2 separate regions of the Homo sapiens genome follow, and region 1 is linked to region 2. A link is a contact called in ENCODE Hi-C data. All regions are on one chromosome and are shown on one strand. The core of a region is the stretch at or near the end of the contact, and the rest is flanking DNA. Distances in the headings are between cores, read along the strand shown.

Evidence for each region. A loop is a pair of places that touch in the nucleus more often than their neighbours do. Pooled maps may share reads with other maps.
Region 1: a pooled map shows a loop between it and region 2 (4-fold over the local background). The contact joins the promoter of LDLRAD4-AS3 here to the promoter of SEH1L in region 2. A Hi-C loop is called at or near these places in 1 of 37 single-sample maps with no recorded cell type and 7 of 50 pooled maps.

Annotation. Positions count from the first base shown.
Region 1 is chr18:13,468,774-13,472,309 of GRCh38, reverse strand. LDLRAD4-AS3 (LDLRAD4 antisense RNA 3) reads left to right here and starts at 1,292. Exons shown (of 2, transcript XR_007066301.1): 1 at 1,292-1,516; 2 at 2,012-2,283. The region is part of intron 4 of LDLRAD4 (low density lipoprotein receptor class A domain containing 4); the gene reads right to left.
Region 2 is chr18:12,946,492-12,950,133 of GRCh38, reverse strand. SEH1L (SEH1 like nucleoporin) reads right to left here and starts at 2,123. Exons shown (of 9, transcript NM_001013437.2): 1 at 1,902-2,123. The coding sequence starts at 2,012. RefSeq lists an enhancer at 943-1,544 and silencers at 1,476-1,575, 1,586-1,935, 1,976-2,425.

The sequences.
Region 1 (3,536 bases), core at 43-2,542, 520 kb before region 2:
GAAGGCCAGTGCTGTCCCATTTGCAGGCTTCAATGAGCTCGACAGCCCTGGGATCTCAGAGAGCAGAGAGCTGATCTGGTTGCAGGGACTTCAAAGACAACAGGCGCAGGAGCCCACACTGCCTCAGACTGGCCATGGCCAAGCCCCGGCTGGATGGCACAATGCGAGGCCTTCCCTGACGGCCAGGCCCGTCCACCCTCGGTCTGGGGAGGGGGTTGGCTGGGAGGTGGGCAGCGTCTTCCAGTGGTGAAGATGAAGTCACCCAAACGAAACCCTTCTGCCTACAATTAAGAGTGCAGTTTCTCTGCACAGAAGGTGGAAATCGTGTTTTTATGACCAGAGCTTCCTTCTTCCCATGACTTCCCCTTATAAGATTGTGTCTTCTCTGGGAACAATTAGATATTAATTATGCGGTAAATGCTTTTTATAGTGCCAAAGATTCTATATATGCCTGAAAGAAAATAAAATAAAACAAACAACACTGTTCTTCAAGAAAAATGGAGTCTCACCGGTGAGCAATTCTTATGAAACAGGAGAATTTGGCTTGGCAGAAGCCACGGGGCCATCCCAGGTACCACTGTGAGCTGCTCCATCCTGCCTCCGGCACCTCCTCTTCACCCGGCACCTCCTTGTGCCATCCCGAGGCCGTCATCCCTCCACCCTCCCCAGCTCCACGGAGCCCTCCAGTGCTCCAGGCCACTGACTCTCCGAGTGGGTCCCTGAACCAGCAGCATCAGCATTACTCTCTGCAAACTTGTCAGAAATGCAAATTCTCAGAACACCCCAGACCTTCTGAATCTCAGGACAGTGACCGGATGTACAAGAGTTGGAGAACCAGTGCCTGGGCCTTTTCTTCCCCTCTTCTCTCCATTACGAAAGAAAAACAATGCTACATCCCTTCCAGTGGGGAGCCCATGCGCACTGTGACACGCTGTGCTGTGTGCATTCCACCGCCACTTCTGCTCAGTGTCCCGACACAGCAGACAGTGAGAGCAGCAGGACAGGGCAAAGGTACAGCCAGTGCTCACGCTGCTGTGATCTACACACAGCCTCAGCCAGACCCAGCGCATGGGTCTAACTCTCAGGTATCTATTCAGACATGGTCTCACGGAGGGCCAGGCAGCCTTGGGGCCCAATCACAAGCCAGTTAGAAAGGCCACGGAGTACAACAATCACTGGTTAATGATGTCATAACACTTTGAGTGCTGCCTACTAATTATGACATCATTAACAATCTCCAGCACTTTGCAAAGAGATCCCCAAGTTTGCTCTTTCACCCACAGTAAAGACACTCCCACACTTTGTCTACAAACGAGCTTCTTTTCACCAGGGCAGCCTGGGCGTGGAGAGGTGAATGCAGCTGCAGTGGCCGGTGGAGAGGGAGAGGGCGGTTACCAGGGCCACAAAGACCCCTGCTAGGCATTGCGTCCTAACAGGGGTCTTTGTGGGCACTCTGCTTGCCCAAGACACTGGGGAGAAGTGGAAGTTGAGAGCAGGGCAGCGCATGGGGAGTGAGGTCAGTGCTGTGTGTGGCTGAGGAGGGTGGCTGGGATCTGGGGAAGCAGAACTGACCCCAGCAGACACCCTTGCACCCTCATCCAGGCCCATACCAGAGCAGGAAGGCGGGAGTGCCATGACCAGAGGGTCAGCGATCCACTTCCCGCAACACATCCCAGCATGTGCCTCTGACTGACAGTGACTGACTCACTAACTCAATCAACAAACATGCCTAGAGCTCATACTAGATGCCAGACAGGGGCAGGGTGACTTCCTACACATCTCACAGGGCTCAGGGCTCCAGGACATTGGCTATTTTGCTGTGGCAGACATGAATTACGTGCCACAAGGATGGTGGCCAAGTGCTGGGTTGGTGAGGTGCCGGCGGAAGGATGAGAATCCACATCTCAACCTGACAGTATGATTTTCTAACCATCCTTATACACACTTCCAAAGTGCTGAAAACTTTATTTCCTCATGAAACACAACCATTCATGAGAGATTAAACTTGCAGGTGAGAAAATACGCAGGAAACACTTATTTCTCTATGAAAATATGAGTCTGAAGAAAGTCAAGAGACTCTACAAACATTTCTGCAGCCCTCTATTGGAGATTTGCAAAGGTCTGCATGTGCACCCCTTTGGATGTCAAGGGCTTACTGAATACCATTTCCACACGGTCTATCGCTATGTCAAAGGGCAACTGCTCCACCATCATTTCTGATCCACAGACCTGTTAGATGTTAGTCTGGAGAAGGAGAAATAAAACTCAATGTTGTTAATTGCACTCCAAATAGTCCCACGATTTTTTCTAACTTTTTATTGTAGTAAAATATATATAACAAATGTTGCCACTTTAATCATTATTAGATTTATTTTTAGAGATGGAGTCTCACTATGTTGCCCAGGCCAGCCTCCAAATCCCTGGCTCAAAGAATCCTCCCTCTTCAGCCTCCCAGTAACTGAGACACAATTCAGTGGTGTTACTAACATTTGCACTGTTGTGCAACTGTCACCACCATCCATTTCCAAATCTCTTCCCTGAACACAAAACTCTGTAACCATCAAGCAGTAAAGTCTCAATTCTTCCCTCCTCCAAGCTCCTGGTAACCTCTAATCCACTTCCTGTCTCTCTGACCTTGTGTATGCTAGATATTTCATATAAGCAGTATCATATATTTGTCATATCTTATATTTTAGTCACTGGCTTATTCCACTTAGCATAATGTTTTCCAAGGTTCATCCAAACTTCATTCCTTTTTATGGCTGAGTAATATTTCATCACGTGTATATACCACATTTTTTATCTCTTCATCAGTTGATAGACTTGTAAGTTATTTCCACTCTCTGGCCATTGTGAATAATGCTGTAATGAACAGTGGGTACAAATATCTGTTCCGGTCCTTGTTTTCAATTATTTTGGTTGTACACCTGGGAGTGGAATTGTTGCATCATATGGTAATTGTATGTTTAACTTGTAGAGAAACCATCAAACTGTTTTCCATAGTAGCTGCATCGTTGTAAACTCCTATCAGTAATAAAAAGGGGTTCCAATTTCTCCACATCTTTGCCAATGCTTGTTATTTTCTGATTTTTAAAATCATAACCCCTCTGGTAGGTGTGAAGTGGTATCTCATTGTGGTTTTGATTTTCCTTTCTCAAATAACTAAGAATACTTGGTATGTTTTCATTTGTTTATTGGTCATTGCATATCTTCTTTGGATAAATGTCTATTTAAGCCCTTTGCCCATTTTTGTGTTTGGTTATTTGTCCTTTTGTTGTTGAGTCTTTTAGTAGTTCTTTTTTTATTATTATTATACTTTAAGTTTTAGGGTACATGTGCACAATGTGCAGGTTAGTTACATATGTATACACGTGCCATGTTGGTGTGCTGCACCCATTAACTCGTCATTTAACATTAGGTATATCTCCTAATGCTATCCCTCCCCCCTCCCCCCACCCCACAACAGGCCCCGGTGTGTGATGTTCCCCTTCCTGTGTCCATGTCTTCTCATTATTCAATTCCCACCTATGAGTGAG
Region 2 (3,642 bases), core at 874-3,373:
TGAACCTGGGATGTTGAGGCTGCAACAAGCCAAGATCGCACCACTGCACTCCAGCCTGGGTGACAGAGCCAGACTCTGCCTCAAAAAAAAAGGAAAAAGAAAAAAGAAAAAAAAAATTATACTAAGTGAAATAAACCAAATATAAAAGGGCGAATATTCTATGATTCTATTTATCTGAGGTACCTAGAATATGCAAATTAATAGAAAGCAGTAGAATAGAGGTTACCAGAGGATGGGGTGGCGGAACAGGGTGCTCTTGGGTACAGAGTTTCAGTTTAGGATGATGAAAAGGTTCTGGAGATGGGCAGGGGCGACGCTGCACAAAAATGTGAATGCTGTGCTCTATGCCACTGAATTCTACACTTTAAAACGGTTAACGTGGGCCGGGCGCGGTGGCTCACGCCCGTAATCCTAGCACTTTGGGAGGCCGAGGTGGGCGGATCACGAGGTCAGGAGATAGAGACCATCCTGGCTAACATGGTGAAACCCTGTCTCTACTAAAAAATACAAAAAATTAGCCGGGCGTGGTGGCGGGCGCCTGTAGTCCCAGCTACTTGGGAGGCTGAGGCAGGAGAATGGCGTGAACCCGGGAGGCGGAGCTTGCAGTGAGCCAAGATTGCGCCACCCCACTCCAGCCTGGGTGACAGAGCAAGACTCCGTCTCAAAAAAAAAAAAAAAAAAAAAAAAAAAACGGTTAACGTAGTTTATTACAACAAAAATAAACTTGTTTTAAAAAAGAAACTACATCTTTTAAAAATTGCAACACTATTTATAAAAAGTTTATCTTTGAGAGATCACTGGTATCAAACTCGAATGTGAAAAAGGATAAACTATCCTTCAGATTTCCAGTTACTCTGGAGTTGTCGAGAACCAAATAATCCGCACTCCAGCTTTCATTCATCCTGCAACACATCTGGGAGGTTCCTAAATCTCATGTAGCATCCCCACATTAGAAATTCTGCTTGTAGGCCGGGCGCGGTGGCTCACGCCTGTAATCCCAGCACTTTGGGAGGCCGAGGCGCCGAGGCGGGTGGATCACGAGGTCAGGAGTTCGAGACCAGCCTGGCCCACATGGTGAAACTCTGTCTCTACTAAAAAATACAAAAAAAAAAAAAGATTAGCCGGGGGTGGTGGCGTGCACCTGTAATCCCTGCTACTTGGGAGGCTGGGGCAGGATAATCGCCTGAAAGCGGGAGGCGGACGTTGCAGTGAGCCGAGATCGTGCCATTGCACTCCAGCCTGGGTGACAGAGTGAGACTCGGTCTCAAAAAAAAAAAAAAAAAAAGAAAAGAAATTCTGCTTGTCGGAAGTGTCTACAGACGTTTACGGGAACTTCAAGAAACAAACCCTCCGATTCCTGGGCAGCAAGCAGGGAAATCATTGGATGTAAATGGTTTGTATTTTTCTTCCTCGGCGTAACAAAGTGAGCTTCTGCTCTGAACCCACGGAGAAAACCATGTGCCCTGGTGAGAGAACACCGGCGGGGCACAGAACTCGACGCAGCGCCAGCCAGGCAAAGTCTCCCACCAGGTCCCACTGCAGGTCGTCGGGTGAACAGCGCGGGCAAGACCCACGACGCCGAGGCTGACGGTGGGATGCCCCTGGGTTCCCGCCCGCAGCCCCGGCAGCGCGGCCTGGGAGAGGGCCCGGCGTACCCTGCGGGCGGGAGCGCGCACGTGGCACCAGCTGCGCAGGCGCACGGGAGGGCGGCCCGCGAGGCCGCCGTGACCCCACAATACGCGGGCGGGGAGGGCTTCCGCTCAGTCCAGCCAGGGCTCGCCCGCCACCCCACAGCTTCCAGCGGCGTCACTGAACCAAGACACAGCCCCGTTCCCCGCGCCGCCCACCCACTCCCCTTCCTTCCTTCCGGGGTCGGCCCCGCCCGCAAGCGCCGCGCGCACCTTAACGCTCTGATCGCTGGAGCAGGTTGCCATCCGCCGCCCGTGGAAGTCGAAAGAGACATCGTGGATGAGATCCTTGTGGTCCGCCGCGATGCTGCGAGCCACAAACATGGTTTCCGTCGGGCCCGCGCCTCCGAAGAGGACAGTGGCGGCGGCAGCGGCGGCGGCGCGTGGCCCGTAGCCTAGCCAGACCTCGCAGCCCGGGAGCGCACGGCTTGTGCTGCCCACGCCCCCGCACCGCCCCTGCCTATCAAGCCCCGCCCACACACCCTCCGGTCCTTCAAGCCCCGCCCCACCCACCGGCCCGTCAGGCCCCACACAGTCCCCTGGCCCCTCAAGCCCTGCCCACGCCCCGGCCCGTCATGACTCGCCCCACCTTCCGGTCCCTCAAGCCCCGCCCCGCCCCCAGGCCCGTCAAGCCCCGCCTACCCTCCCACCAGAGCCGTCATGCCTCGCCCCACCCTCCCGCCCCCTCAAGCCCCGCCCTGTTCCCGGCTCGTCAATCCTCGTCCCGCCCCCGGCCCGTCATGCCCTACGATCCTGGTGCGGGTTCCTCCAGGCTCTGACCGTTCGGCGGCGGAGGGTGCTCTGCAAAAGGCGAGTTACCTGTGCTGAGAAGTAGTAAGAGCTTATTGGTATACTGTGCAAATGAAGAAAGATGAAAAAGTGAAGACTGCCTCTCACGGTCCTCGGCCCTGAATCATTTAAGTCGACGTTTGGATGTGTTTCCCCCCAGACACATGCGAGGCGCGCGGAGCAGGTGGAGAAGACGAACCGTGGGTTTGGTCAGGAGCCGCGCTCCGTCGGGACGGCTGAAGAGCAGGGAGGGCCGGGGAGACGCCTGAGGGGATGACAAGCAGTCCAGGCTCGGCAGCCTAAGAGCGAAGGCTGGACGGGGAGGAAAGGATCAGAAGTAGTAGTTTAAATGTGTCAAGATTTTACAGGTAGAACAGGCCTGGGGGTGCTAGGAGCCACCACGGGGGTAGGGAAATAGTATGAATTAGAAGAGTCCGCCTGTAGAAACGTGTCATCCCGGGGGAAGGAAGCGGCCGGGGAAGTGGGCTGCTTGCTACCCGGGAGCCAGAGTCCTCCGGGGAAAAGGAAGTGAAGAGGGCCAGAGCCCCTGGGAAGAGGCCTGGCTCAGATCAAGGATTCTGCCAAAACCGGAAAGTGGAGGAGCCAACGACTCGGGGGGTTTTGCTTATCAGGAAAAGGCATTCTAGAGGGCGTAGTGGTAAAGTTAGGATGGGAGACAGTGGAAGCTTGCGTCAGGGGAGCGAAAGTACAGAAAAAAAAAAAATGAGGCTGCAGAAGGGACTTGCCCTTTGGATTTTGGCCAGGAATGACAAAAATGTGAGGTATGGTAAAATTAGCAGGCTGGAAAGTTTTTTAAATGATTAGTCCCAGCTGTCCCCTGATGGATTGCACAGAAACCTGCAAAGAGAAGTGGCGCAATGACCTGACCTTTTTCAACCATAAATAAGATTTTATTGCTACTTTAAGAGGTGGGCCCCACCTCTTATGATAACTGATAACAACTATAACTTTTTTGAAGGTCAAAGACACTCATTTCCAAAGAAAGTGCTCACTATAAAAGTCCAATCAAAATATATTGATTATTATAAAAATATCAAAACAGTTTAAAAATTGTTTTAATTAAATTTAAATACAGACAGTAAACAGATCATTGGTTGCCAGAGATTATCAGAGTGGGAGTGAAGTGTTGAATTAGGTGAAACAG